Linked DNA regions of Mus musculus: region 2 is linked to region 1. The links are chromatin loops, found by intact Hi-C in ENCODE. Cell type or tissue: left cerebral cortex. All regions are shown on one strand. Links, peaks and the distances in the headings refer to the core of each region. The heading gives the core; the rest is flanking DNA. Region 1 overlaps Man1c1 (mannosidase, alpha, class 1C, member 1). Region 2 overlaps Man1c1 (mannosidase, alpha, class 1C, member 1).

The links. A loop is a pair of places that touch in the nucleus more often than their neighbours do. Peaks named below come from ENCODE experiments on the same cell type or tissue, not always from the same donor. Only the 100,000 strongest peaks of a DNase experiment are listed, where the experiment ranks them.
Region 2: a loop joins it to region 1, with 3.0 times the contacts of the local background. A loop is called at or near these places in 8 of 42 quality-filtered maps.

Annotation. Positions count from the first base shown.
Region 1 is chr4:134,623,937-134,639,415 of GRCm38, forward strand. All of the region lies in intron 2 of Man1c1 (mannosidase, alpha, class 1C, member 1), which reads right to left. Among named protein-coding and RNA genes, the nearest start is that of Gm42326, 39 kb to the left of the region's middle. In left cerebral cortex, for the core only: no CTCF peak of the experiment used is centred there; DNase peaks (open chromatin) are centred at 7,731 and 8,586; H3K27ac peaks cover 2,157 bases.
Region 2 is chr4:134,574,129-134,589,607 of GRCm38, forward strand. It overlaps Man1c1 (mannosidase, alpha, class 1C, member 1), which reads right to left. Exons shown (of 12, transcript NM_207237.3): 5 at 10,172-10,266; 6 at 6,643-6,760; 7 at 4,158-4,251; 8 at 1,812-1,927. Among named protein-coding and RNA genes, the nearest start is that of Gm42326, 10 kb to the right of the region's middle. In left cerebral cortex, for the core only: a CTCF peak has its summit at 6,511 (motif pointing left); DNase peaks (open chromatin) are centred at 6,399, 6,755 and 7,455; H3K27ac peaks cover 2,274 bases.

The DNA of each region.
Region 1 (15,479 bases), core at 6,637-9,136:
ATTTAATAAATGAACATATAAATAGGAGATGGCCATGTTTTTGGCACTGCTTCATTCACTAGTCCATCCTGTAGGAACTTAGCCTTGAGAACCAGTGACAAACCAGACGTGAAATGCGCCGGGTCTCCAGATCCCTTAACACCGGAGCCTCAGGTGACAAGAGGATTCTGCTCCACCTGGCAAAGAGGCCCTTCCCACAGAGAAGAGAAAATTTGGGACACAAATCAGCTCTCTGGAAACAGAAGTGACATTTTCACAGGATCAGCTGGAGGCCGGGAAAACTGCAAACTCTAAGTATTCCTGGTGTCGTAACTCTGTCAGCTGTGTTGACGCTGACAAGATGCTTAGCCAGCAACCTCAGACCCGTGCCAAACTGAAGCGGTTAGATGTGTAAGCCGTGTAACAACCGCCCTTCGGGGCTCTGTCGGAAGCCTGTGAGCAGGCTGAGGCCCTGCTCCTCCAGCCTGCCTGGCATCTCTGGGGGGCCTGCTTCCCTCCTCTCCTCACGCTGGGGGCTGTGCAGCTCTGAAGCACACTCATTTGTTCAGGCATCTGATGGGGACGGGGAGGGGATTGGGGGCCAGTGGGAGGCTGCACCTGCCTTCAGAAAATAGTGTCTGCCTGCCGCAGTGCCGATCTTTAGAGAGAGGCATTAATCCAGTGAACCTCATGCAGGCAATGGTGGTTGGAGGCCGGAAGGGAGATAAGGGATGGATGAGAGCCACTCAGCCTTGGAAGAGATAAAGTACTTGCTGGGAACCCCAAGGCCACAGACCTGCTTTTCTGGCCATTGATCAGAGGAGAGGTGAGCAGGATGTGCCAGGCCTGCACAGTGGTGGTGTCTGTGGGTATAGCCAGCCTGGGCTAGGGAGGCAGGGCCCAGACCTGTCATGGGGAAGAGCTGTTTGTTGCAATAAGGCTTCTTTAACCTCCTTCACTCTCCCCTCTTCATAGAAGATCTTACCATATAACCTGGGTCAGTCCTCAGTCATCCTCCTGCCTCAGCTTCTTGAGAAGCTGGAACTACCAATACACAGCACACATGAAGGACAGATTCTTAGCTTCCTTCTCTGTGGAATCGGGCCTCTCCTTCCATCTTTAGGTGTGCCCCAGGATGTATCCAACACAGGCTATCCGGCTTGGCCACTAACACCTTTACCCTCTGAGCCATCTTGCTGGCCTTCAAGGTTTTTCTTATTAGAAGTACCGAAGTCCCATTGGAGGCTGATATCCACCCATAGCTCAGCCCCTCCTTGGCAACGCCTTAGAAACAGTATGAGGTTGATGGGAGATGTTCTCCACTGGGGTGGGTAGTAGTCTCAAGTACTTAGCATGTGGCCAGCTGGAAGACGGGTTCTTACAACTGGTCTACCTGCCGTGTGCAGATTCTGTAGTCTGTCAGCTAACATCAGCTGAGCCACTGCACATATGGCTGTTTTCCAGGCCACCCCTACTGTCCCCAGTATAGCAGGAGCCCAGCTACAAGGCAGACTTGGCACCTATGGGATGAGAGTAGGGGGCTTGAGGTGCCAAAATCCTATCTGGGTCAACTAGCAGGGGCTAGTCACTTCAGGGCCCTGACCTGGCTCTGTAGCAGTGCTCGCTTACCTGGTCTAAGATATCAGAACCATCATAGAGACACAGAGATATTGTGCTCAACCCAGATTCCCAGGCCAGCTCCAGACCCCACCCCACCCCCACCCCAAACTGAGTCTGCTGTAGATGGAACCAAACTCCAATGGGACGTGTGGGTACCAAATCTGGGCTGGAGAGATAGCTCAGCGGTTAAGATCGTGCCCTGAACTTCTAGAGGACAGGGGTTCAATTCCTGACATCCACACCAGGCAGCTCACAGCTGCCTGGAACGTCAAGAGGCTATGACGTCCCCTTCTGGTCTCTGCAGGAACTGCACTCATGTGCATAACACACAGTGATATGTACTTTAAAAAAAATAATAATAAAAGTGTTTTTAAAAGATGAATAGCTTTACTATCGAGTTCATTTCAGAGCTGGCGAGCCCATGTTCAAGGGAAGGTGGGTTAAAGGGGCCACAGATGGTACAGCAGGGAAGGGGCTCCTTAATAGACAGATCAGGAAATATTCACGAGAAAGATGATGTCGATAATGGTGACGGGAGCTGAGCACAGTGTCTCTTGCATGCAATTTCAGCACTGAGGGAACGGGGAAAGGAGGAACAGGAGCTCAAGGCTACCCAGAGCTACAACGAGGAGTTCAAGGCCAGCTTGAGCTACGGAAGACTCTCTCAAAAAAACCCAAACCCCAAGATTAATAATAAAGGCATCAAAGTCAGAAAATGTCCTTATGATGCATTAACTAAGCTCACCCTCAACCATCGCAATTCCCATGTTTCCAGGAAAGGAAACTGAGGCACAGGAATGTTGACTCATATCCCCGAGGTTCACACAGGCAGCAAGCACATGGTACACAAGGTTTCCTGATACTGAAGCCTGTACAACTTTCTAGCTAACCACCCAGCCGTAGAGGGTTCACCTTCCCCAGTCCGTGGGTTGAGCTATCCACTCCAACATGTTCTGGGAGGGGAGGCTGGACCCTGGAGAGATGCCCAGACTTGCTCCCACTCCCTGTTCCCTGAAGGAGAGACATGTACAGCCAGCCCCCAGAACCTGGCAGAGCCCAGAGAATACATTTTTCAAAGACTGCAGGAACTTTTTTGCACTTGCTTCTTGGTCTGAGGGAGTTTGATGTTCGGGAATTCAAGCCCTTCAAATGAAGCCACTTCAGGGTTTGCTTCAGGCAAGAAAGCAGGCTTCAGTTTTTTTTTTTTTCCCCCCACAGAAGTCTTCTTCATTAGCCAGGAGCTGCAGCCTCTTAGGGTGGCAGGGAATGTCAAGCGACAGCTTTGTCTGGAGTGTTCGAGATTCTTTCTCATCCTCCGCGTGAGGAAGGTTAGTCTGGCTTCTTATTTTTAGATCCTAAGGCAGGGAAGAGGGACACCAGCTACCAAGGCAAGCAGCGTTGATAGAGCAGCCCCCTTCTAAGTCATCAGAACACAGTCCTGCCTCCTCTAGGTGCCTCTGAGCCTGATGTTGAAGCTGCCTGAGGCCCTCATACATGCATGGTCCTACACCCCCCACCTCACCTACCCCTACTGGCCCAGAAAAGAAAGAGGTCTCAGCTTTGGAGGCAGCCCAGATCTGACCACCTGTGCAGCAGGGGCAGGTCACCCCCTGGAGTCTGTTCACCCTTTAAGATGTAATGGCTGGCGCTCAAGAGGAAGCATCCTGATTTGAAGAGAGGAGGAAACAGGCTGTTGCTGGGTTGCTAAGGTCAACATTGGGGGCAACAGTGAGACAGGCCCAGGATTCAGATCCACTAGGCAGGGAAAGGCAGCTCTACGCACCGGGGTCCATATGACTTCCTGGGGCCTCGCAGGTGGTCTTTGGGACCCCTTTCTCGCGCTTTTCTTTTCTTGTTTGGTTGAGACAAGTTCTCACTCTTAGTCCAGGCTAGACTTTGACCTCCTGATCCTCCTGCCTCCAACCTTCAATGTGGGGACTGTAAGCCTACACTATCATACCCAACTCCACTTCCTCTGTTACAAAGAGAGAAAAGGGCCATTTACAGCTGTATCACTATAAAGATGTGTCTGATCTCATCTGGGTACATTATTACATGTGCTTTTTTTTTTCTTCTGATTCGAAAAGAAATTGAAATTAAAACATTCTGTGGGCCCATGGGCCCCATGTGTTATACTTAATGAAGTAGTCAGCCTGCACAGAGCCATGAGGAGTGATCTACGGCTGAGTGCACAGAGATCTCTGACGCCCAGACCCCACTCCCACACTTCCCAACCCCTGTCAGACAGTGGCCTCCTGGGTGTGGCCTGTGCTGTCCCTCACCTGGAATGGATTTCACTGTCATCTGTCAGCGTGTACCTTCCCAGCAACCTGGCTCCCGAGAATGAGCAGCTGCGCTCACATAACCCCTTCCAAATGCCACCATCTCCACGGTCCCCCACAGTGCAAGATGCAGAGATGGGTGGGAAAGGGATGACAGCTTTAGGGCTTCAGGAATGGGGTGCGTGCCCCTCCTCGGACACCCCAAGGGTCTCTGGCAGATATGATCCCTTTGCATACATTCTGACTGGTGGCAGATGTGGGCATCGCTGATCTACCTTCCTGTGAGCCTGCCGGACCTGGCTGATTTTCAGCCTTCCTTCCCATCCCGAGCCTGGCTCCCAGCTGGGTGCACAGTGAGGACTCAGTGCACACAGATGCCAAACTAAACTCCAACTTGCGCAGTAACCCATGCTCTCCACGTCTTCACCCCTGGCTGCTAGTTGTTACAAGACAATGTCCAGACACAGTTCTGGGCGATGGCTATTTCAGGAGCAGGGCCCTAGGCAGAGCCATACCCAGGAAGTGACCTGGACAGAAGGCCTGAGTCACATGGCTCCCTTCTTCTGCCCTTCCCTCTTCAGGGACAGCGGGTGCAAGTAGGACAATGGCAAAGATCTCCAATGGACTATTCCCAGAATTCACCGTTATCAGGGGAGAAAATGCAATTATATGTTATCCAGTCATTAAAACACAAAACAAAACCACAGGCAGAGAATTGCAAGTTGTCTTTCAGACTTGATGAGAAGAAAAAACAAACTTGAATATTAGCACCAAACTGTGCTGACAGCTTACTTCCAGGGCTTTGTCTCCTTGGGGCTCTTTCAGAAAATGTCATCGTCCCTATTGATTCTGATAATGCTAGTGAGGGCTGCCTTCTGTGGAGTGTGGAAAGTGATCTTCCTGCTCCAGAGGCCCCTGGCTGGAGGTTAGGAGATGCAGCTGAGTGCTGTTTCCTGTGGTCAGTGAGCCATCCCTGCAATCCCCACGCATGCGTGAACCCACTGCGGCTCACCCAGCTGCAGGGCTCTCAGCAGCCAGGCAGAAGCACACCAGACCGACTGCGTGCGCGGCACCTTTATGGTATGGGTGGAACCTGAAGTTCTGAGCAGCTGAGAACAGAGAAGCTGGGTGTCCTTGGTTCCTGAGCAGGGGCAGGAGCAGAGCAGGTATTTTAAGCTACATCTGTGAACATGGTGTCTACGCCCAAAGAAGGTCTCTTCCAACAGACGTGCCTCACCTGAGCCACAAGGAACATCCTTTAGACTCAAAGGGACCACACTCTTGCTCACTCTCTCCTCTGAAGGCATAAGGTTTTTGTGCATCCTGTAAAGGTTACCCTTGTGTTATTCAAATGCTGATTTCTCTGCCCTCACATCTTGTTTCAATCCAGACATGGCTTTGTAATGCTTATGTCAAGAATCTCCTGTCTCAAGTTTGTGTAAACAGTTCTTACCATTTATTCTCTGCCTTGTCAATAAACACTGATCATCCAATGGCAGGACAATGGTGGGCAAGATGTCCACCAACCAGAGAAAAGAAAGAGGGAGAGAAGGAGATTCAATCAGTTAGGAGGATGGAAGATTTGGAGCCATTGAGGAAGGCCGAAGAGAGACCATAGAAACACACCTGAAGCCAAAGCCCAGATCAATAATAATATGCAAGTATCATGGGATGGGGCTGAAGGGTGATCAGATTAGCACAGAAAGTAAAGATAGATCATTTAACTGCTCAGCTATTGAAGTACGGTTTTAAATATTGTTTTTTTCTGTATGGTTATTGGGGAATAATATAAGCTGAAGAAATATAGCTGCTAGTTTAATTCACTGTAATATTTATAATAAAGATAATTCATTTACACCCCTGTGGGTATTTCTGTGCCGTGCACCCCCCTCACATATCATGGAAGCATTATTTATTACAGCAACAACCACAGAAAAGGAAACTTAAAATGTCAACTACGGAGCTCTTAGCATGTGGCATATCCATACCATGGAATAGTATTCATCAATAAAGAAAAGTGAAGTGCCAATACGTGCTACTATGTGGATGAAACACAAAACATACTCAGAGAAAAGAAGCCAGTTACAAAGACCAGCTGTGATGCAAACCATGCACTAGTTACTTCTGCAGTGCTATGACAAAATGCTTGAGCAACATCTTAACAGAGGGAAGCTTTCCTTTGGTTTCAGAGGGTCTCAGGACATCTTGGCAGAGAAGGCATGGAGGGGGTGATTCAGGCCATACTGCAGGCGCTTGTAGTGCCATCCCCAAACACAGGGCAGGTGTACTCTGCAAAGCTCTGCCCCTAGCGGTACTCCTACCATTTGGGACCCACCTCCCTGAGGCGCCACAGCTTTCCAGATAGTAACACAAGCTAGGAAGCAAGTGATGGAAACGCAAGCCTGCCAGGGTCCGTTTAGAGTCAGACCATATCCTAACACTTAGATAAAGTGCTTAGAATTAGCCAGTCCACCCAGGGGTGGGGGTGGGGAGGGAAACTGGATAAGTAGAATCATGTGCTGTGAGTATGGGGTTTCTAAGGGAGATGATGCAAATGATCTAAAACTAATTGAAGTGATGGCTACAACCTCTATAAGTACACCATGTATCATTTCATGGTAAACAAGAAGTCTTTTACAGTAGGTTTTACATAGTAACCAAATACTAGAAACAAAAACGGCCAGCAACAGTACAATTGGCAGAAGGACCTGATAAAGAACCAACTACTGGACTGGAGAGATGGCTCAGCAGTTAAGAGCACTGACTATTCTTCCAGAGGTCCTGAGTTCAAATCCCAGCAACCACATGGTGGCTCACAACCATCTGTAATGGAATCCAATGCCGTCTTCTGGTCAACTGCTGTTCATAACAGAATGACGAGCCTAAGACCCATGTCTGGAAGGTGCAGGGCATAAAAGCTCAGAGCAGACAAAAGGGGTTCCTGGTGTCAGGAGTCAAGACAGCAGCTACCACTGGGTACCCACTGACCAGGAAGGGCATCCTAAAGAGCCAGGGACTTCTCTCCATCTTGGTCTGCATGGCCGGTCCACAGCTGTATATGTGCAGATGTCGCTGTGGTGTGTGCTTATGATTTTACTGGGCAGATGTTCAAGTAACACCTAAGAGTTTCAAGTTTTTGTTTTTTGTTTTCCCTCCTAGCATGTATTTTGTGGCTTTTCTTCAAGACACATAATAACAGAGCAAAGAAAAGGGTCCCTCAAGTCTAGCTGAGTGAACCAATGAGTTTATTGGGGTTAGTTAAATGGGCACCAGTGACTTAAAGGCAGCTGCCTCATCCCAGCAAAGTGACAATTCATGGAAGTGTTATCCCTGGTGCTCCCTCCCAGACTTGCAAGTGGCACAGCTGGACAGTCTCCCCTCCCTAGCAACTGTTACTGTTGATACAACAGTAGAGGTGGGGCTCTGTAAATCTTTTAAGTTTCAGGAGTTTCCTATGGTTTGTGAGTTTCCTTTACATCCTGGGTCTTAACCACGACTCACTCCAACAGGAAATGCTTCAATCTCAGGAAAGAAATGTGCGGCAATTACATATAAGAAATTTATAAAAAATTATTTTCCAAATAATTCCATGTTCCAAAATCAGGGTTGGATCCAGGTTGTTAAGCCTCAAGTGAAAGTGTCTTCCCTGGATACCATTCTCCCCATCCTCAGACACCAGACCAGACAGCTGCAGAGAATCTTATTGGCATCGCCATGGTGTGAATCCACATTCCAATGAGTCACAGAATTTGCGGGAGAATTTGGCGAGTGCGCGCCATCAGCGTGGTGAGAAGAAAGGGGGCTGGTTGCTGTCAGCTCAGTCTTGTTTCCAAGGAAAGAAAGGTCTTTGGAGAGTGGGTGGAACACACTGCCACAGGGAGGGAATGTCAATTTCAATATGAATCATTTCACGCATGGCAGTAACTCACTCTGGGAATAGATACCCTGACTCACTAGGCTCCCACGGGAGCAGGACTTGTTGCTAACATTTCAGATGCCAAGAGAATCAGCAATAGCAGAGAGACAGAGAGACAGACAGAGAGACAGACACAGAGACAGAAAGCGCACCTAATAAACAGCCAGGGGTCCAGAGGCAGAGGCTCTGCGCTCAGGCCCTTTGTGTGGATGCTGACAAGGCTCAGAGGATATTGTGGGCTCTGGTGACAGCCGGCGCCAGTACTGGGACACCAACCCAGGCCTCTCGCCTGAGAATTCTTTTTACAACAACCTGCTACTATATTTTCTAAAGAAATAAATTCTGCTCTGTGCTAGGGCTTTTAAAGGAAAAGAAAAGGGCCCCCGATGCATCTTAATTAGAAACCGCTCGGAGGAGAAAGCGGTCTCAGAGGGAGTGAACAGGGCCCTGCCAGTGGCCAGCCAGCTGCCCCTAAGCCTGAAAACCCAGTGAGTCACTCTGTAGACAAGTGTTTATGCTGAAATCACCCAGGGTGACCCAAGGGGCGTTCTAACCATCAGAAGGTGGCTAGGAGATTGTCATTCAAGGTCCCACGGAGACCCCATGGGGCTATAGCATTTGTCGAGTGACTGTGGGTCCAGCCTGTCCTTCAACTCGGGGGCTAGGGGGAAGTGGCTGACTTTTCACCCAATTACCCTCCTCGTGGCAAAGGCACATCTGCCAGTGGGCCTGAAGTTTCTAGTTCATTTCCTCTGTGCCTTTCCACCCTCTGGCCTCCGGATTGAGCTTGCAGGGCATCCAAAGCATGTGACTTCCTGGAAGGGTGCTGGCTGCCCCAACGCCTGACCTACTCTGTCCAAGGAACGACAGTGTGGCTGCTCGCTCACAAAGTTGATGACAGTCCTTTCTCAAAGCAAATCCCAGCCCAAGTCAGGAATGTGTGTGTGTGCACAGCTTGCCAGAACAGCCAGCGGCCCAGCTGAACGCTGATGTTCCAAGAACTAGAGATGTTTTTCTTCCCTCAGAAGAAAAACTCCAGAAAAAAAAAAAAAACCAAAAAACAGATTATAAAACAGAAACATTATTTTCACCAGACAACTTGAAACGCTATTACTTAACCAATGGGAAGAATTAGGTACTAGGGAGAGAGGGGGGCTGGCAAGATGGGTCAGCAGGCAAAGATGCTTCCAGGCTTAATGATCTGAACTTGATCCCTGAAACCCCCATGACAGAAGGAGAGAACAGACCCCTGAAATGTATTTTCTGACCTCCACATATGTGCCAAGGCATGTGTGCACCCACATACAACCACACGCATGGATAAACAAATGTAATCCTTTCTTTTAAAAAGACATCAGTAAGGGGACACATGTGCAATAGAGAAAAAAGCTCTTGTATGTATCAGTATGCAGGCGTCTGTGGGCATGTGTTAGAAAGCAGAGGGCACCCTCAGGTGTCTTTAGGCACTGTCCAGCATGGATAAGTAGACTAGGCTAGCTGGCCAGTGACATCTCTTCCCTGGACCCGCCTGTCTCTGTATCCCCAGTGCTGGGGTTACAAGCATGCATCACCATGGCCAGGATTTTAACATCGGATCTGGGAATCGAACTCAGGCCATTACGCTCACCACAGCAAGCATTGTATTGACTGAGCACCTCCCCAGACCAGGCTGGAGACCTCTTAATGCTCGGTGCCATTCCGAGTGCTGACCGTCCAGCCTCACCCAGGAGCAAAGGGAGGGTCGGAGGAGGGGGGACTTCCTGGGGAGTGCCGGAGATAGACTTTCCCAGAACCAAACTCTGAGAGGCACGCTAGAGATCCGGGGAGATGTGGGCAGGCCGGCATGCTTTACGAACTCCTCAGCTGGCAAAGCTGGTTTCTCAAAGGGGAGCTCCATGGGCTGGGGAGGAGCGCTCACGTCTGAAACAGACCAGGAAGAAAGGCCTGTGTGCCGGTGTGCGCATGCACGCAGGAGACTGTGAGCAGCATGGGGTGAGAACTACTAAGCCACACACCCTACAGCAATTGTAAAAAAACGACACCTCGGGGGTCTGGATTTATTCGCTCCTCAACATCCTATTTGCTCGTTTACAAGGCGAAGATGATTTTTCTCTCTGCCAAGGCCGAACACTGCCAGCCCGTGATCCGAAAATCACACCGTGCTCCCTTTGCCTCTTAACTCACTCGGGGCTATAAATCATCCTCACGATGAGGACTGGGCTGGCATTTCTATAGGGCAATCCATGGGCAGAGACAGAATCCAATTTGGGGCTTTCACAATCACCCTGAGGCTCGGAGCTGGGGAATATCACTTTTAGGGACACCTCCATCCTCTCAGGGCGAAGACGCAGGGAACCAGATTTGCTGACTAAGCAGGACAGCCACTTTCCCAGGTCTCTTTGCTGATTCCGAGCGAGTGCACTCCATGGCAGGAGGTCAAGGCCACTGAAGGGGATGAGAGAGTGGAGCCAGACTGGAAACAAAGAGGAAATGGCCCAGGCAGAAGACGGTGGCAGGCTGTTCATTCTTTGTACAATCCATCAAGAGCCCGCTGTGTGCCAGACACTGCTCTTTCCTGGATTAGAATCTGAGTCGTTATTATTAATTAGCGAGCAGAATGCTGACTGCGGCTTCCGCTTAATGAGTGCAGGCGGGCAGGTGTTGCGCCAGGTGCTTAACACGCGTCGGCTGCATTCGATCCTTGTACCGGATGAAGCTGTTGCTGTACCCATTGTGCGGATGGAGAAACTGGTGTAGAAGATCAAGAAACTAACCCTAGGTTCAGAAGATGGGTAAGCGGCAGACCTGGGATTCAAACCCTAGCCTGATGCTCAAATCCCTGCTCCTTGCTGCTCAGCCTAGACAGCCAATGGCATGGCCGCAAGCAGATATTCCTGAGGTTGCTGGGCAGATTTTCTAGGTGGGAGACAAGTCTTTTGTGCTCTAAAAACTCCGCTCATATACAGTAATGACGCCGAGAGACAGGTGATGCAGACCCTAGCTGTGGTGGGTGAGGGGGCACATCCCTCCAGCCCTGGGGCAGCTTTCTGTCCCCCTACACTGTGCTCGGGGGCAGTGGGCCGCATGCTACCTTACTGTTTGGGCTTCAGGGCCTACACTGCAAGGCCTGGAGATTGGTAGCTCTGTCCTCTTGCCTGTGAAATGAGGGACACTGGGTAAATGGGGGTAAATGACACCTTACAAGGAGTGCACTGGAGTGCAGCTCTGGTGTCTGGAGGGATGTGTATTTAGGGTGTGTAGGACCCTTGGCCCCCAATTCCCACACCTCCTGAAAGACAGTTTTGTGCTGAAGTTCTAAGCTTATCCACATCTAGTTGTGACCTGGCCACAGCGGCAAGCTTCGTGTGACAATCTGGCTAATCTCTGGATAGGTGTTGCAAAGCACAGTGGGCCGGGGTTAACCGGAGCTGTCACTTCCAGCAAGTCCCTTTTCCCCAAGCTGGACCTCGGCTTCCCAACCCTACAAACAAAGGAACAGCCACACCACCAAAGGGCCCCTGCAGTGGTACCAAGGCTCTGTCCTGTGGTGCTCCTGTCAGGAAGGGGCTGAGTTCTCAATGCACAGACAGAAAGATGACCACACTCACGACTGGCTGATGCGGAATGCAAAGACGGGGTGCTGCCGATCACTTGCCCTGGACACCCCGAACCTTCTGTTGGCAACAGGCTAGTTTACTCCGTGTGGCTTTCCTGTTACAAGATTCTAAGACGCTGCTCAGATGAGGGCCAAGAAGTGCCCACTGCACTCCTACCAAGGCAACAGGGACGAGATGGGGACAGCCCTGTGCTCCTTACGTGGGTTTCTGGGTTCAGGGAAGCTGGGCATGCCTCCACCACACAGGAGCAGCACAGTTTGATCTCAGGGCTCTCCTGCACGAAGGCTACGATGCTGCCTATCTGCAGAGTGCAGCCTATGCTCTGGGCATGCGCATCAGCTTGTGTGAGCTAGCCGCTTCCTTTGAAAACAATCCTGGGGTGGAAACACTGTTAGTGCCTCGCTGTGCAGCTGGGCAGACAGGCCCAGAGAAGTTAGGAAACTAGCCCAAGATCACACAGCAAGGAACAGCAAAGTGTTATCAACCCCCTGCCCTCTGGCTGTGGAGACAGGGCTTCTCACAGTGAGCTTATACTTCTCTGCCTCCTGCGTTCTCGCTGTAGGTATTCATGACTGGCCTTTTCTATAGGCAGAGTCCGGGCCTCTGTACACCAAGCCACTTGCTTTATAACATGGTGGCTGCCAACCTGTGGCTGGCTCTTCTACCATTGTGTCGCCCCCCCCCCCCACCCCGCAAACACACACACACACACACACACACACACACACACTGTCCCAGGCTGAAGACTAGTCCCGGTGACAGGACAGTAAGAGCAGCTGACTTGCGTCTCCTTGGTGCCTGGGACTGGGTCCTGTGCTCATCTCCCTGTTAATCATCACGGGAAAGATGAGCAAGATGGCTCGTCAGATAAAGGCGCCCATCAAGAAGCCTGACCACCAGTGTCCAATCCCCAGGACCTGTGTCATAGAAGACAACTAACTCTGCTGATCTCCACCTGTGCAACGTTGTGCATCTGTGCCCGCACACAAAATAAGCAAATAGAATGTATAAAATATATACAATAACTATGATCATCACAGGCCCTGCGAACTGAGGCCCCGTTCACTCTGCAGAGAACCATGCAACCTTATCTGGACTGGAAGTCCATGCCTCTCCGACATCCAGCTGGGCAAGAAGTGTCCCATCTGGCAAACTAACAGAGGAAGGGAAAGCCATGTCCCCTGGCCTGAGTGACAGACCAAGAGTGTCTTCTCTGGTGGCCAGCGGGGCCTTGGGAGTGTCTTCCATGGGGCCTGCTGAGCCGGATGTGGCCGAGAACAAGCTACTGAGGACAGTGAAGTGCCTCACAAAAACGGGCTAGAGAGACTCCTCAGCAAGACGACCCGCCCTCAGAGAAAGAACAGCTTTGATCTGAGGAAGGATGGGGCAGCACAGGGTGCCTGGCATGGGGAAGGGCCACACAGGGAGACCACACTCAGGCAGTGACCATTCTCACCAGAGCTCCTGTAGATCTTGGCAAGGGGAGACACCAGTGTGAGCTCAGGACTTCCCTCACATGCAGGCTCCCAGAGGAGTCCCCAGGACCAGACTGTGGGAGCCTGTCCCATCTGAGCACTGCACACAGCGGGGGCTGGGCAGGATGGATCTGGAGCATCCTGTGTCTACAGGGCTCAAGGGGCTTGAGGTCACTGAGGCATTAGAGGCCACCCAACAGTCCCACCGAGTCTGGGGAGGAAGCGGGTGCGTGGCACCGGTCTGGGTTCAGGCAGTGCACCCGCTCTCCCTCGCTCTGGGGTGGGAGCCTTGTCTTTTCCGTGTGCTCTCATGGACTCTGACAATTGTCACCACTGACAGAGGCTCTAACACAGGCAGGCCCAGGTTGTGCTCAGCGTCACCAGTGGCTCCAGCTCCCGGAAACAGCTAACAGGGAGAAATGACCAGCCCAAGGTAACTCAGCAAGGAAGCCGTGAGCCTCGGTTTGAACCCAGGTCTGTCTGACTGTAGAATGTTATGCCAATAAGGACTAGGTACGGCATGGTCTATGGCCACCTCTACCTGTCCCTTTCTGAAGACCCTGGACAGGCCCCAGAGGCTGCCAGGAGAGAGGGGTTAAGGTAGTCTTGGGGGGGGATTGGTAGAGACCCCACTTTGTCACTCATCCTTGAGTTCCAGGCAGCTGACCCCAAGCCCAGCACCCAACACTGTGGAGAATAAAGGGCACACATGACAGTGGGGGGGGGGGGCACCCCTCCCTTCCCCAGATCACACCATGGCGGGTAGAGCCTGCTTACTGCCTGGAGTGCTGTGGGACCAGATGGGTTCCTAGCACCTCCTAGCAGTCAGAACACCCGAGGGACTCAGGACCTCTGCAGGTTTCCTGGGACCAGGCTGCTCCCAGTGACTTCAGTGCAAATCACTGCTTGCTCCTAATTCGTGGTCGACATGCTCCCATGGCTGTCCTCACAGAAGCTCCAGAACAAAGGCAGCGTCTGGAGCCCAGAGAGGTTAAGTGCCTCGGGCACAGCCACACAGCTAAGGCCAGAGGGAGGATCTGCGCTCGGGTCTTCAAACTCAAGGGATTTGTTCTTTCCATTGTCCCAGATGTCTAGTGATCTTCTCCCTTGCAGAGGAGTCTTGAAGAGCTGTGCCTTCAATCCTACATCCTTAGGATGGTACCAAATGGAGCCCGACTGAGCCCAGTCCCTCCTAGAAGTGCTTCCTATAAAACTAGACAATAGCTGGCTCTCTGCTGAGCAGTTTCAAACACAGACACCCAACCGACAACACCAGTTCCCCTTTACAGGGAAGAAAGGGGGTTGTTTTCTTATTGCATTCCCACTTAGCCTGCCAGCCCACATTTCAACAGCTTTGAGAAGAGCCCCACCAGCTTTCTATCCATGCAGCTGAGCGGGACACCGGGTGGTAGGTCTATGCCGGTGAGAGGAGGCAGCTGGCTTCCTGACAGAGATCCTCATACTTCATGCTAACGCCCAAGTCCATCTCTCCCCCCAGCCAACGCAGGAGTTATCCTTAGGTCATGCCCAGGCCAGTGGTTATGCCTGGAGTAAAACTCTTACACTATTCTTAATGGGAAAAAAACAGAAACCACCTTTGTCCCTTAGTGAGGCAGTGCCATGAATTATGGTGACACATCCATACAGTCAGCCAAACCACTAAAGTCATCTCATGTGAGCTGAGCAGACTATACTCCCAGCCACTCAGGAAGCAGAGGCAGGATGGCTGTCTGAGCCCAGGAGTTCATCAGCCTGCGCAACACAGGGAGAAGCAGCTCCAGCATTTATTATTATCATTATTACTGCTTTGTCTGTTTAGAAAGAGTTTATGTAGCCCTGGCTGTCCTAGATATCACCATGTAGGTAAGGCTGGCCGCAAACACAGAGATCTGCCTGCCTCTGCCTCTCAAGTGCAGGGTTGAAAGCATATGCCACCACACCTGGCTCAAAGATTTTTAAAAACTTAATATAAATACCCTGTGACAGGTAATCTTCAACTGTCAACTTGATTGGATTTAAAAATCACAAAGAGACACAACTCTCTCTGCGTGTTGCTCAGGAAACACACTGTATAAAAAAGCAGAGAGCCCCTCTCTCTGCTTCCTTACTATGGAAACAATAACCACACCCCCCTCACATTCCTGCACCCAAAAAGATAGACTGTGTGCCCTTAAACTGTGAGCCAAAAGAAACTCTCCCTTCCTTAAGTTGACTTTTGTCAAACATTCGGCCATCGAAATGAGAAAACCAACCGGCGCACATTCTTTTGGTTTGCTTTGTTTGCTTTGTCTTTGTTTTTTCAAGACCGGGTTTCTCTGTGTAGCCCTGGCTGTCCTGGAACTCACTCTGTAGACCAGGCTGGCCTCGAACTCAGAGATGACCCTACCTTTGCCTCCCAAGTGCTGGGATTAAAGGCCTGAGCCACCACTGCCATCACAAATGTCCCTCTCACAAAATCCAAACTGTATACACAGAGGAAAAACTGAAAGGCCATGAACACAGACGTCAGCAGTGGCTACATTTATGAGACAGCAACTGCATTCTGTTTATTTATTTTGCCCATTTTGTACTTTTTGGATCCCCCTTTCCT
Region 2 (15,479 bases), core at 5,540-8,039, 51 kb before region 1:
ATCCATCCATCCATCCACCCACCCACCCATCCATCCATCCATCCATCCCCCCATCCCCCCATCCATCCATCCATCCACCCACCCATCCATCCATCCATCCACCCATCCATCCATCCATCCATCCATCCATCCCCCCACCCACCCATCCACCCACCCATCCACCCACCCATCCACCCACCCACCCACTCAGTCTTGTCCATCACTCTGCATCTGCTCATTCCTGTAACAATTACTGTGTGCCCACCATGTGCCAGTCTGTTTCAGGAGTGAGGCATATGGGGTAAACACGGAGACCGGATTATTGGTTCTAGAGAACTCACGCTGTATTGGGGGGAAGATCAAATGTGTGCAAACAATCATTTCAGAGTCTGTTACGAGTGAAGAAGAGAACAAGCCTGGGTGTGTGCTGGAGAGGCTGAAAGGTCATCTCAGTAGCATATGAGTGAAGAGTTGGCCAGTCTGAAGGACCTGGCTATCCGAATGGCATTCTGGGTGGAGGGGACAGACACAGAGTGAGTGATACAGTCCTGGGACTGGCAGGGTCCCAACCAGGTGGGGCCTCACGGATGAAGGAGAGGGTCCTGGTTAACTCTAGGAGTAAGAAGAGCTGGCCAGGACAGGAACAACTCATCCATGGTTGCTGTGTGGAGAACCGCTTCAGACACGGGGCAGAGGGGAGGAAGGAGCTCACTTTAAAGGACATGAGGCGGTGTTTCTGAGCGAGGTGATCAGACAACGAATCCAACCCAACGCCTGTCTCCTGCTTCCTCTTTCCTAGCGAGGCTGGGATGGTGCATCCCTTACAATCCCAGCACTCATGGTAGACAGATCTCTGTGAGTTCAAGGCCAGCCTGGTCTACAGAGGGAATGCTAAGAGAGCCAGGGCTACACAGAAAAGCTCTGACTCAAAAAAAAATGTATTTCTGATTTATGATTTTTACTTTATGTGCTTGAGTGTTTTACCTGCATGTATGTCTGTGTACCATGTGCATGCCTGGTGCCCAGGGAGGTCAGAGGATGGCACTGGATCCCGGAACCGGAGATACAGACAGTTGTGAGCCACCGTATGGGTACTGGGAAGTGAACCCAGATCCTCTGGACGAGCAGCCGGGGCTCCTAACCACCGAGCCATCTCTCCAGCCCCTGAATGTGCTTCTTTACCAGCAGGGCTCACCGGCATCCATAGCTCCAGCTCCCCAACTCCCTTTTCTAAGTTTTCCTCTCTCTGAGCAGGGCGGGGGGTGGGGGAACCTCACCCCAGGCTCCCACTCCTCTTCACTCCACACCCCCTGAGTAGACCAGCAGTGACATTAACTCTGACAGTTCAGTGCCCTGTGGCCGTGGGCAAGTGTCCTTGCTCTCTGAACCTCACCTTGCACCCACATGCTGAGAAGGGACACAAGGGCATGCTCCACACATCCAGGATGTCACTCTCTCTCCTGAAGTGTCACCTCTGCTTTACAGAACGACAGCTGAAGATCACGCTTGGAAGCCCCCCGGGGGCTCCTGGCTGCCATCTGGGCTTTGGCACATTAGCAGAAGCCCAGAGACCCCTGGGGGAGGGCTTAAGCCGAGCTTTCTAGAGCAGACTGTCACTTCCTATGAGATCTTGGACAAATGGCCTGACCTGCCGGAGCCCGGGCTTCTGAGCATGGGGGAGGGATGCGCAGATGTCTGTGGAGCCTGGGGAGCTATCAGTGTTGCTGGTGAGGCCTTCCCGGTCGGTCTCTCCCTGCCCACTCTGCGACCTCGCCCAGGGTCCCCAGGGGTGACGGCTGCCCACTCGGTGGGTAGTGGGAAGCTTTGCTTACCTCCAAGGCTTCGTAGTACATATTTTTAGCCTCCATATCTGTTTTGGCTGACATCAACCAGGACTTGATCAAATATTCATAAAAACTGTCCCCAAGTCCTCCTACCGAGACATGATCTGCAAGGAAAGGATGACAAGGGGGGGTTAGCATATCTGCCACTGGCTCGGTTCAAACGGTGACCTCCGTGGCCTGAGCTAGGCTTGGGGTGGAGCCAGCATCCGTTCAGATGTCATCCAGTCCCACTAGGGTAGGGTGAAGGGACCCGGCTGGGAACCAGGACATCTTGAGACAGGTGTCCTGTATCCACACCTGGGGTCCTCGGGGCCATAGTTCATCTGACCTTAGCAGGATGATGACACAGGGCCCTGGTTATTAACTATAAAGGGCCGATTTATTCCTCTCGTCTCCCCCACCTCCCTCTCTCTTTTTGTCCTGGAAGACCAGGCTGGCCTTGAACTCCCAGAAATCTACCTGCCTCTGCCTCCCCAGTGCTGGGATTAAGGACATGTGTTTTTCATTTTTTATTAAACATTTATAATTGAATACTAGGAAATACATATAAATGTATATATTCCATATGCATTTGTGTGTTTGTGGGTGTGTCTTCATCTGGTGGCAGACAGTTCACAGGTATGACTGGTTTCTGCCATACCTAGCAGTGACTGCTGGGCCTTCATAAGAGGCTGGGGAAAGGGAGCAAGAGTTCAGACCCGAGTTCAGACCGAGTCACAGAGCTCCTCAGGAAACCAAGTTGGTTTGTGTGGGTCAAGGCAGTGGGAGCTGAAAGGGAGGGTTGAGGTCCTCTCTGTCTGGGGATGGTGGGCCCCTGCTGCAGCTATGTGGTGTTTGTGTGACATGTATATTGTTGGCATGTATGTGTATTTTTGTGTGTGCTTTTATACAGTGTATGTGTTGTTTTGCGCCTGTGTTTTTGTGTATGCATGTGTCTGTGTGGTGTGCGTTTGTATGTGGTGCGTAGGTGCAGTATGTCTGTATATATGTGTGTGGGTCTGTGTGGCTTATGTCTGTGTACTTGTGCATGTGTGCATGCATGGGTCTGTGTGATGTATGTCCATGTGTATGCTGTGGCATGTGTTTGTGTAGGACTGTGTGGTTTATATCTTTGTGTCTGGTGTGTGTGTATATGTGTGGTGTGTTTGTGCATATGTGTGGGTCTATATGGCATATGGCTGTGTGTATGTATATAAGTGTGCTGTGTGTTGTGTATATGTATGGATCTTTGTTGTGTATATCTGTGTGTGTGTTTGGAGCCCAGTGGATTACCCTGGGTAGATCTAAGCTGTAGGAGGAGTTGGGTCTCCTGAGAGGCTGAAGCCAGGTGTGGAGAGTCTGGGAAGCAGGCAGGAGCAGAGGCTGGGTGGCCTGAGCTGTGGCCCTAACTCTTTCCCCTTCATCTGTCATTTCTGAGGTTGCAAATGATATAACACACACACACACACACACACACACACACACACACACACACACACACACACACACAGAGCCTGAAAGTGCAGTTCCTGCTGACTGACCACATGGCTGAGCCTTTGACACTCTCCCAGAGCCTGGCTCTTCCACAGTAAGCTCAGCAGGCTCTGCGGGCCTGGTCAACTCTCCGTCCAGTCCCACTCTATCTGTGGCTAGGACTTGGGGGAAGCCCCACAGGTGTTTGACAAAGTTGCAAGGTGTGAAGCCACACACCCATCATCTCAGCACTTGGGGTGTGGAGGCAGGAGGACTCAAAGCCAGCCTGGGCTACCTGAAGACCTTATCTCAAAAAGTCTTTAAACAGTAGGGCTGTGGTGGTGCATGCCTTTGATCCCAGCATTCAAGAGGCAGAGGCAGAGGCAGGAAGGCAGATCTTTGAGTTCAAGGCCAGCCTAATCTAAAGATGGAGTTCCAGAATAGCCTGGGCTAATTCTTTAAATTGAAAACGCCCAGGACTGATTCAAGGAAGTTAAAATATAGTGGTAAGTGATTTTTAGATCACTGCCTAGTTTGTCCCCACCTAAAATTTTATCTCAATCAAAGCTGGAGGTGGGAACCAGATCAAAGGGGTGGGGGGAGCTCCCCGGGCCCTTTCCTGCAGTCACTTCTGAATGATGGCCTTAAGTGGGACATTCCTGCAAGTCTGGATAATGGAGGAGGGTGCAGGGCTGCTGAGAGAGATGGATGCTAAGGCGGCTGGGAAGAGTTGGGCACACATGTAGGTAGGTAGGTGCTGGCATGTCCAGGCTGGTGAATCCAGAGCTGGTGCCCGACCCCGGCTCTCAGCCGGAGCCTGCTAGGATTCAGGAAGCCCGAATGGGAACCCACGGGAGGAGAAGCCACAGGGCCAGTACTTACGCTGCACCCAGTTTCCACTCGTGGGGCTGAGGAAGTTGGGGTAGAGACCGAAGGGTTTGTCAATCTCCCTGAGGACCTTGCGGATATGTTTGACCTGTGAGAGACACCAGGCGCAGTCACTTTCCTGAAGAAGTCATCGATTCTCCACCCACGAGGATAACACACATAGTTTTCAGATGCATATGGGGGTTAAAGCTTTCTGGTTGTGGGGGAGACAGTGAAAAGAGCCCCAGGTTCTGTGCCTGCACACAGAGCATGGTGGGATGGAGCCAAGTGCAGCCTGACTCACCATCCCTTTGCTGACTGCTCTGCCTGCAACAGCCCTATCCTGGGCTGGCTACCTGCCAGTACCTCCCCTGCAGACCACTCTGGGGGAGGAGTTTCAGATGAGTGGCGGTAGCTATCTTGTTAGCTACATTTCCTTCTTTTAAAGACAGGGTCTCATGTAGCTCAAGTTGACCTTGACCTCTTAATCTTCCGCCTCCACCCTGAGTGTTGGGGTCATAGACGTGTATGACCACGTCCTACTTATGACTGCTCTGGATCAAACCCAGGGCTTCGCGTATGCTAGGCAAACACCACTGATGGAGCCCCAGCCCAGCCCATGTAAGTTAGCAGAGAGCTGGGGCACGAACCAGGTCGTTCCGAGTCCTTGGACTCTCTGTATTCCTTGTCCTGCATGGAACAGCCCTTGAGTCCAATACAGACGCAGAGAGCTAGGCAAGCACACGGCAGAGGCTGGGCTTGCAGCCTCCAGGATTGCACGTGGCCGGAGGTGCAATGGAGAACTTTTCCCTGATGTCCACTAGAACTGGACTCTCTGGGAGAGCCACACTGCCCCCCGCCCACCCCACAGATAAACTGGCACAAAGGGGCAGCTGAGAGGTTGAGCCCTCAGCGTCATCGTCAGTCTTCCTTTACCTCAGAGGCGCTTGGCTTTGCCTCATTGGACCTCGGGTCCCTTTAAGGCAGCATAGACCAGGAGAGGGACAGGAAGATTCTCTGTGCCAATCGTCTTATGCTCCCCTGTCCTGGTGGGACCCAGGGAAGCAGGCTATATTAGCTCTCCAGGAGGGGGCAGGGTGCTGTAAAACTTTGACTGCTAATAATCGCCTCTGCGGGAGGCGTGACTAGGGGGGGACGAAAATAGCTGAAGTATGCAAATGGAGAGCGATGGAGGGACTGGGAGTCTGGAGCTGCAGCCTGTAGCCAGCTGTGGGCCAGGGAAGAGAGAGGCTGAAGAGTTCCCGGCCCGGTTCTCAGTTTTATCACTCACAAGCTGGCTGCCCCGGGGCAGGTGATTCAGCCTCTCTGGATCTCATTCCACCCTCAGTTAGATTGGGTTGGCAGAAAACACCCCTCCCCCCACCACTGCCATCCCCCTCCCCCACCGCTGCCACCCCCCTTCCCTCGCTGGGGCTTAAGATAAAACCTGCCCAGCACATGGTACGGGCCAGTGTGCACTCTTGGGGAACCTTTTCCTGAGCTGGCCAGGGCGTCCCAGGGAAGTCCATCTGGCGGGTAGTGTGAACAGAAAGCCAGAGCTGGCTTAGGGTCAGAGAGCATGGCATTGGGCAGTGTGGTTAGACTCATCTGAGTGGCCATACCCTGGATAGGTAAGGGTAGGGGCAAGAGGCAGGTCAGAGGCACCAATCAAGGGGGCAGGAAGCTTGTCCTGATGTCTCTGTCCTGATGGATTCCCACACAGAGGACACAGTGGCCCCAAATCTAGTATTAAGGAACACTGGGCATCATATGAATGTGCAGACTCCAGGGCCTGGGGCAAGCAAAGGCTTCCTTCCAGCTGCTTGGCGTGGTGGTGGATATGCTCGGAGAACAGCTGGTGGCCCAAGACAGTGTGTGGCCATTTCAGAGGGACAGTGGGACCCCAAAGGTTGTTCTTAGAGGGGTCTGGAAGGGGCTTATGTGTACACTGACTTCTTTTGGATTCAGGATTAAATCTGAATCCAGATGTTCGCTTGTGGATTGCCCAGGACTGTAGCCCCTTCTGGAGAGCATCCCAGGGACAGGTACGGGCAATCATCAGGACGCACTTCCCAGCACCCATGTAGCCTTGGGCAGCCAAGAACAGTGTCGAGGAAGCCGCTCTGCCAGCCTGCTGCCAGCTCGAGCCAGACAGCACCTGGGAGGAAAAGGCGGGGAGATCTCACATTGAGAAAAGCTAAATGTCCCTGGAAAGGGACTCGCACACCACCGCCTGTTCCTGCCAGGATGCGGAGCCTGGCTCTCAGTCACAGTCTCCAGATTTCACAGGCTCACAGATCTGCCACCAGCCCGTGCACCAGCACAAGCCTCGCTGGCAGAGTTCTGGTGGCTTCTGTTTCCCTCCCTGCCACCTGGTGTTGGGCACAGTTGGTTCTCCCACTAGTTACTGCTTCAAGAGTGGTGGCTGGGGTCTGCAAACCTCAACTGCAGACACTTGCCCTCTATCCCTTGGAGTGTGTGTGTGGGGGGGAGAACTCACCTTTTCTGCAAAGACTGGATTGCCAGAGAGTTCAGTGAGATGCAGGAATTCCAAGTGCAGGGACCCAAACTCGGCCAGGATGCTGCTGCTGCCTGCCGTGGCCCAGCCCCAGCTACCGCTGAAAAGACATCAGCTCTGTCACCCTGCTGGCTCCTTGGCTGAGAGCGGCAGCAGCTGTGGTACAGGGTGGTGCCTGCTGTGTGCCAGGCACCTCGGCTAATCCTCCTGGGCCCCACCATATGGATGGCACCGAAGCTGGTGAGGGGTGGGACCTGGTGAAGGTGGTCTGAGCCCATGCCACAGTCTTTGTTCCTCCCAAGCAGTCTCTATAGTGTTTGGGGTGTTGTGTCTGTGGTGAAATTTGCAGGTGACATTGATGGTGTCGTTGAGAAGCCCCAAAGCCCCACAGGACACTCAATGATCATTTTTAGAGACACCCCGAAACACACACAGACTTTTGCCTGCCCTTTAATCTAGGGTCCTATAAGCCCCAGACTGGACTGCTGGACCCAAGGAAGCTGGGAGTGAGGAGTGAAAGAAGTAGGGCCCTCATAGCCAAGGCTAGCCTCTCATGAACATGTCAGTCATGTTCTAGCCCTGTGCTTGCAGGAGGCTCTGATGTCCACTTCAGCGTCTAGGGCTATGGGAAGAAAATTCTCAGCATGTGAGTTATCTTCCCATCTTCCCTTCTAGAGACAAAGGATCAGGCCAGAGTCAGACACTTTCCGCCAGTCACCAGTCTGTGCGGCAGCTGGGCCCTACAGAAAGCAGCACCGAGCCAGCCGAGGCCTCTGCCTGCATTGCCCCACCCTTTGAGGGGGAGCTTCCCAGACCTCTCTGCCTGCTGCACCCTGGAACCAGAAGGTGGGGGCACGGTGCTGCTCAGCTGGCGAGCTCAGACAAGCCCTTGAATCCTGTGTGCCTCAGTTTCTGTCTCTATATGGCAGAATGAGGCCAACCGCTTCTTGCCATTGCCTCCCCAGGCTCAGGCTTCTGTGGGGGCCAAGAAAGTAAGGGCGGGGGTTGTTAAGGACTGCTGTGGGCAAGACCAAGGCTTCAGAGGACCATGTCTCAGATTCCACATGCATATCTTCACTACTTTCTCACAGGATTATTTAGGTTTCCAAGGGGACAGGCATTCTACAGAGAGTTAGTGAAGACTCAGGGAGAGAGCAAGACACAGCAGGCACCTCCCCTCTGCAGGCCCTGGGTGGCTGTGTCGCCTTTGGGGGGTTTCTCTGCTCTCCTGCTGCCTCGGAACCCGCTGCTGTCCATCCACCTCCACAGATGGAGATGACTTGGGAAGGCAGTGTGGGGTGGGGAGGTGCCTGGGGGCCATACTTCTGAAGGCCCAAGGCCTCACAGGCCACTCTAAGCTCTGCCCGTGCCCTGTATCGGTCTCTGGTGCTCTGGCAGAGAAGAAGAGACGATTCTTTCAGGTAGCTCAGCCTCCCAGGTAGCCTGCCTGCTTGCTTGCTTTTTAGACATTATTTCACTAGGTAGACCAGGCTATGCTGAAACTCACTCTGTAGATCAAGCTGGCCTTGAACTCAGAGATCTGACTACCTCTGCCTCCAGAGTGAGTGCTGGGATCAAAGGCGTGTGCACCCTCATTCCCTTCCAGCCTCCAGTGAGTTCTGGACTCACTGTCCACCACACAGGCCTCTCTGTTCTCTCTCCTGGCTTCCCTCAGTCACCTGCCCCAGAGACTTCAGGTAGTAGGGAGAGCATGCGAATGTGCGTAGGGGTGGGAGTGAATGGTGGGGGGAGCTTTGTCACTCTGCCTAGTCACTGGCTTTCTCTATGTCCCAGACCAGGGGTCCTCAGGAGTGCCCCTCCACTTAACTAGACCTCAGCTTCCTCCTCCCTTAAACCAAGGTGCTCAGCCTCACGGAGCTATTGTGAGGCATCAATTATGCACGTGACCTTCATCTTTATCAGTATGTAATTATGCATATGTAAGTGACAATACACTTCTAACGGGAGCCAGGTGACTTTGGTATCTTATTTTACCTTCACCCAACTCTATTAGCAGATACTGTGATCTTCCTGTCATAGGTAGGAATATTTAGGCTCAGAGAGGGGGAGGCACTTTTTCAATGTCACACAGAAAGCTGTAGAGCTGAATCTAAATACTAGGTACTAAACACAACCACAGCATTCTGGAGGGGAGAGGGGTCATCCTACCAGCTCTGTGACCCAGTGGACCAACAGTAAGATTTTCACTTCTCTCCTTTCCCCTGGCAAGGTTGCTCTACAGTACCCTCGCTGCTTGGTTAACCTCTTGTGTATGGTGTAATCATGACAGCCAGAGCTGAGTTCAAATACTAACTTTACTCAGTTGCTGCGTGACTTTGGGGGCATTACTGCACTTCTCTGAGCCTCGTTTTCTTTCCTGGCAAAAAAGAGGTCCTTCCCGGTGGTTAGAAAGGAAAGTTCTCTGTTGTGGGCTCACAGGGTGCCTGTGTGCTCAAAAGCTGCTAGCAGTTATGTAGCTGTGTTTACACAGGTTTAGAGGGAGAACACCCCAGTAAAAGTACATTGGATAACTGCGGGAGGCCGTGTATGGATTTGAGAAGGGCGTGACAATGGAAGCCCAGGAAGTCCGCCACACACACAGCATCGCTCCGTGGCCCATCACGGAACCTAAAAATAGCCACGACTGGGCCAGGAATCTTGGGGTCTGGGTAGGACCAGGCTCCGCTGGGGCCACAGGTGAGACAGGAGGCTAGGGCTGAGGGAGGGGCACTGGGGGCTGTGCCCAGACCCAGGGTCTCTTCTGCCTCCATTCTCAGGATTAGTGTCTGTGGAGAAGCACTCAGCATCCAGGCCTGGTGTATGTTTCTGAGGTATCTGCGTGTTACCTCAGCCAGCCTCATGGCCACCCTGGCCTCTGTGAAGTTTAACTGAGGACACTGGGAAGTCTTGCCACCAGGGGGAGCTGGTTTGTGGGGGGCACAGAGGGCAATGCTACCCAGGCCACAGGGCACCGAGGGAGGGTGAGGCCCAGGAAGAGCTGAGTGGACTCTTCTCCCAGGCACCTGGCCAGCACTCTTGTGAGGTACCCCAGATGATTGCTCCGGCAGGACAGGGAGTATGGGCTACCCAGCCTTCCTCTCTCAGCTCAAGGATGTCATGCATGGCCCAGAGCTGCGGGATCCGCCTGGGAAGCCAGGGCCAACAGGTTCTAGGGCAACAGGACACTGGCGGCTGTTTGCAGAGGAACAAATGTCCCTCCCACCCTGAGAAGGTCAAGCCTTTGTGGTTCAAACCCTGAGACCTACACTTGGTAGCCAGTGCCTGTCCAGGGCAGTGCTTAGCAAAGGTCAGTTCGCAGTGTGCACAGAAAGGAAACTATCCATCCGAGTGCCCTCAGCTCCCGAATCTGCAAACATTTAAGCCAGAGAAACTGACTCCCTAGGACTCCGTTCTGTCTGCCAACTGTCCCTGGGCCTTCTCATCAGGGCCCCAACTCAAGACCCATAAATGGGGGTGGATCACGGTCACCAGTTCAAAGTGGGCATCTCACCTTTTGAAGTTGACCACGCCCTTGGGGATGCCCGTGGGTGTGTTGAAGGCAGGCAGCAGTTTCTCACCCAGCTTGATGGCCTTCACTCGGAACACCTGAGGGGGAAGAGTCAAAGGGCACTGAGTCTGAATAGGGTGGAGTGGTCACTCTAACCCAGTCAAGGCTGAGAGACAGGACCTGGCCCCCAGACAGCTGGGTTTTGGGGTCCTTACACCAGGCATTTCTGAGTGTCCATTTCTGTGTTCATGAAATGCCTGGGTTGTTCCTCAGATGGTAGGGGGGACGAAGGACTGTCATTGTGATCAGGTGACCTTGGGAAGGGGAGGGGAAAGAAGTCAGTGTCACCTCCAAGTCCAGGGACAGACCCCACTGAGAAGGGGGTGCTGCTGGCATCAGCACTGCCTTTACCAAGCTATGGGACACTACAGGCTGTGGAATGCTACAGGCTGTGGGATGCTACAGGCTGTGGGTGCTACAGGCTATGGGATGCTACAGGCTGTGGGATGCTACAGGCTGTGGGTGCTACAGACTGTGGATGCTACAGGCTGTGGGTGCTACAGGCTGTGGGGTGCTACAGGCTGTGGGATGCTACAGGCTATGGGATGCTACAGGCTATGGGATGCTACAGGCTGTGGGTGCTACAGGCTGTGGGTGCTACAGGCTGTGGGGTGCTACAGGCTGTGGGTGCTACAGGCTGTGGAATGCTACAGGCTGTGGGATGCTACAGGCTGTGGGGTGCTACAGGCTGTGGGATGCTACAGGCTATGGGATGCTACAGGCTATGGGATGCTACAGGCTGTGGGTGCTACAGGCTGTGGGATGCTACAGGCTGTGGGATGCTACAGGCTGTGGGATGCTACAGGCTGTGGGATGCTACAGACTGTGGGTGCTACAGGCTGTGGGATGCTACAGGCTATGGGATGCTACAGGCTATGGGATGCTACAGGCTATGGGATGCTACAGGCTGTGGGGTGCTACAAGCTGAATGGTGCGGCATGCACCTGGAGCAACTCCAAAGGTCTATGTGTTGAAGGCTTGGTCCCCAGTCTTGTTACTACCGGGAGATGGAGGAACCTTTAAAAGCTGGAACCTAAGGGAAAAGTTAGGTTGGGAGGGGGGCTTGATGGGGATAGCAGGGGCCCCCACCCCTCTCTTGGTCTCTGCTTCCTGGCATCTCTACCATCATGTGTTCCAGCCATGATGTCCTGGACCACTCTGGACCTGAGGCAGTGGCTAAGTAAGCAGGGACCATTGAACCAGTGAGCCCAGCTGGACATTTTTTTTCAAGTTGTCTCAGGCATTTTGTTCTGTGAGGGGGAGCTAATTAAAGCATCGAGAGTAAGGGAAAATGAGCTGTGTATCTGTATGGAGAATATATAGCATTGGACTTGAAGTCCAGACCATCCAGGTTCTAGAAACTTCTACCTCCTGGGCGGCAGCTTCTCAGTGAGGTCACGGGAGACATGTCTTTCTTTGATAGTCGAGGCCACTCAATTGTTTTCAGTGTTATGCACAGGGGAGACAGGGTGAACGGGTTGTTTTAAACCCTCTACACGATAGCTAAAGAGGCATCACAAGGTCACAGATCAGGGCCCCCAAGTGAGGCTCCGAGCCTTTTAAACCATCCCTCTGAAATGCCAGATTAACTCAGGACACGTGACCTTCAGACTCATCAGTGTCTCTCATAACCAATTTCTCTAAAGCAGCCAGCAAGAGGGCTCAGTTCATAAAGGTGCTTGCTGCCAAGCTGAATGGCCCAAGTTCGATCCCCAAGACCCTCATGATGGAAGGAGAGAGCCCACTCTTCAGAAGTTGTGCTCTGACAACCACACGTGCACTGTGACACACACAAGTGTGCACACAACCTCACAAAACAAATGGACAGATGTGATTTTTAAAAAAGTCAAATGAACCAACCCAATTTCTTTTAGGACATAAATAATTGAGTTGCAAAAGAGTTTCTATCATGGCTGTTTGTTCCGGCATTGCCTAAAATAGACCGTGGTGAATCAGGCAACTCGGAAGTGGCTCAGTTCTGGCCTCCACGTGATGTAATGTCACGCAGCCACCAAAATGGCACAGGAGCAGGAGAGTATATACATCTTTGAACCTAGAAAAGTACTTCAAAATACTGTAACTCAATTTAAAATTTGTTTACATATGGGTGCATTGAATAAAGGGAACACATGAAAACATTAATAATGTCCCCTCAGAGGGGTTAGCCCGGGGATGGGATTTGTTTCCTCCTTCTGGTCGGTCTGTGCCTTTTACGAGATTATTTTTATTTTCCTGAAGGGAAGGTCTTGTTGTGCTGCCCAGGCTGCTTTTGAACACCTACACTCATGTAATCCTTCTGCCTCAGCTTTCTGAGCAGTTGGGACTACAGGTATATATGACTGTGTTCAGCCTGGGGAATTTTACAAGAGGATGGGAGAGATGGCTCAGTGGTCAGGGCACCCCCTCTGCAAGTCTGAGGGCCTGACCTCAGATTGCCACATAAGAAGTTAGGTGTGGTTGTGGTTCCTAGAACCCCAGGACTGGGCAGGGCAGAAATAGGCGGAGCTCCCTGACAGGGCAGCCTAGCCTAAACAGCAAGCTGCAAGCCTCCAGTGCAGTAAGAGATATTCTGCTCTCACCTCCTAATTCATTTGTACAGGCATCTACCCACATGCATGCATGACAAACCTCTCTCTCTCTCTCTCTCTCTCTCTCTCTCTCTCTCTCTCTCTCTTTCTCTCTCTTTCTCTCTCTCTCTCTCTCTCTCTCTCTCTCTCTCTCACACACACACACACACACACACACACACACACACACACACACACACACCAGGCCTATAACACAGTTATATGGACTCCATTTTCAACAAATCCTAGACCGAAAACACACTTTAAAAAGAAGCTGGCCATGATGGGGTCCACCTGCAATCCTGACACTGAGGAAGACAAACGTTAGAAGCCAGTGTGGGCCACACCCTGGAGGAGGGATTAAAAATCACATCTGTAAACCACATCTGTATTGACCATGCACGGGGATTCTTCTTCCTAAAGAATGGAACAGAGCAAAGCCCCGGCTGTTGGGTCCTAAGGACTTTGAGAGGATGGAGGTAGGCTCTCTGCAAATAGCATGCTATTTCAGGTAAGGGCTTGAGCCTTCCTGGAATTTGAGATTCATAGGGGTTCTGGGCCCAATCACCATGGATACCTAGAGAGGATCATAAAAGTCACTGACGAGCTGAGATGTATGTCCCCAGACTGTCACTCTGCTGACTCAGTTTCCTGACATCCCTAACAAAGCCACCAGTACCAGAAACCTGATGAATGAGGACAGCTTGGGGGACGGAGCTCACGGAGACGCAAGAGCCCTGGGTCTCATCTCTATACCACATAATATAAAGCAAACAAACAACAAAATCCCGTGAGACAGCTGTTAGTGGCTTCCCAACCCTGAGCCGGTGGACGGGTTCCAGGCCTCTGAGGGTACACAGCCTTGGCCTCTGAGGTCACATGGCCTTGCCAGGGAAGAAGGGGAGTGGCCGGGCTGGCCACGTGGTCAGACAAGAGCACACTGTTCAGTGCCTGGCGATGAGACCTGGAAGTAGACCCCAGGGTGCTGTTCTAGATCCCAAAGGCACCTGTCTTGTGGGGCTGCAGGGTCGGCTCTGTGAGTCTGCTGCAGTGCTCAGGCAGGCTGGGAAGCCACTGGCTTTGTGACAGAAAGGGCTTGTAAGAGCCTTGATCTCCTGTGGGCTTTGGATGGCTTTGCCCAAGCAGGAGGTTGTCAGTGGCAAATAGAGCCCACCCAGATTGGGGCTCAGGCAGCTGCATTGGTTGCCTGAGACTCTAAGGAAACACTAGCTGAAAGGGCTTCTCTGCCAGGGTACCACGTCCCTCCTGTGCACAGTCCTTAAGAGGTCTTGCTGTTGGTTGTCACAGAAGGTCCCAGTGGTGCTGGGGAGGAACTGGGAGAGCACATGAGTTCTAGAATGAAACTGATGGTGGCAGAAAGACATGGGTCCACTCTGCCATCGGGGATGGAGCAGGGGGAGGGGCTGTGTCTACAGACCTTCAGTTTCTGCAGAGTAGGCCCGCACTAAGGCTAAGTCATCCGTGATGACTTGCTCAAGGCTACAGAGTTCTGTGGCTTTCACCAGGACACCTAGGAGTCTCTCCTCAGAGGGGTGTGGCCTCAGTGGCCTCGTGGTTCTAGTCCCCGAACAGAAGGGAAACAGGTGTGAGTTTCATCTTACAGGGGCAGAAAGCACACGGAGCCAAGGGCCCAGAACATGTTCTCTCTGCCGCTGTGTGACCTTCGTTGAACCCTGCACTGTCTCTGAGCCTCAGTTTCCCCATCTGCCCAGTAGAATGGTGGACGTGCCATGGCAACTCCACAGAGTTCTTGCCGAAATTGAGAAAGAGGGAGCTTTTGTGCGGATGTGCTTCTGAACTGTGAAGCTCTGTCCCAGCATCCCCAGGAACAGCTCTGATTATGCCTGCCATCTTTTAAAAAATTTATTATTCTATGTGTAAGGTTGTTTAGCCGGTATGTATGTCTCTACACCGTATACATGTAGGGCTCAGGAAAGCCAGAAGAGGGCATCAGGATCCCTGGGAGGGGAGCTGTAGAGGCTGGTGAGCCGCCATATGGGTGCTAGGAATTGAACCCAGGTCCTCTACAAGAGCATCCAGTGCTCTCATAACTTCCAAGACATCTCTCTGGCCTCATGCCAGACTCTTGACGGGAGTCAGTCTCAGCAGGAGTGACCAACCAGCAGGGTCCTCTTCTGCCACTTCCTCTGAAGCCAAGAAAGTGGCAGCCAGCAGATGTGGCGCACATAGTTGTAGGAAGTTACGACATGCCCACAACAGGCAGCCCACTGGGTGTGGCTTGAGCTTAGTGTGACTGGAAGCAGGCACTGACGATGGAGACAGACTGGAGGGCCAAAGGACTGGATCGAGGCCTGGCACAGCCCTCAGTGAGTCATCATCTGTAAGTGGGTGATGTACTCCTTTCACTGATGGGACATAGGCAGCTCTCACAGTGCTGTGCACAGAACTCAAAACCCGGTATTTAGAAAGGAAGAAGGCTGGACATAGCGGGGACCGTGGATGTGTGCTGCACCTCGCTGTACAGGAAGACTCAGCATGCTCGTTACTTGGGCTTCCTTCTGAGCTTTATGAAGTCCTCTTTTCTTCCCTCCTTCCTTCCTTCCTTCCTTCCTTCCTTCCTTCCTTCCTTCCTTCCTTCCTTCCTTCCTTCCTTCCTTCCTCCCTTCCCTTCTCCTCCTCCTCCTTCTTCTTCTTCTTCTTTT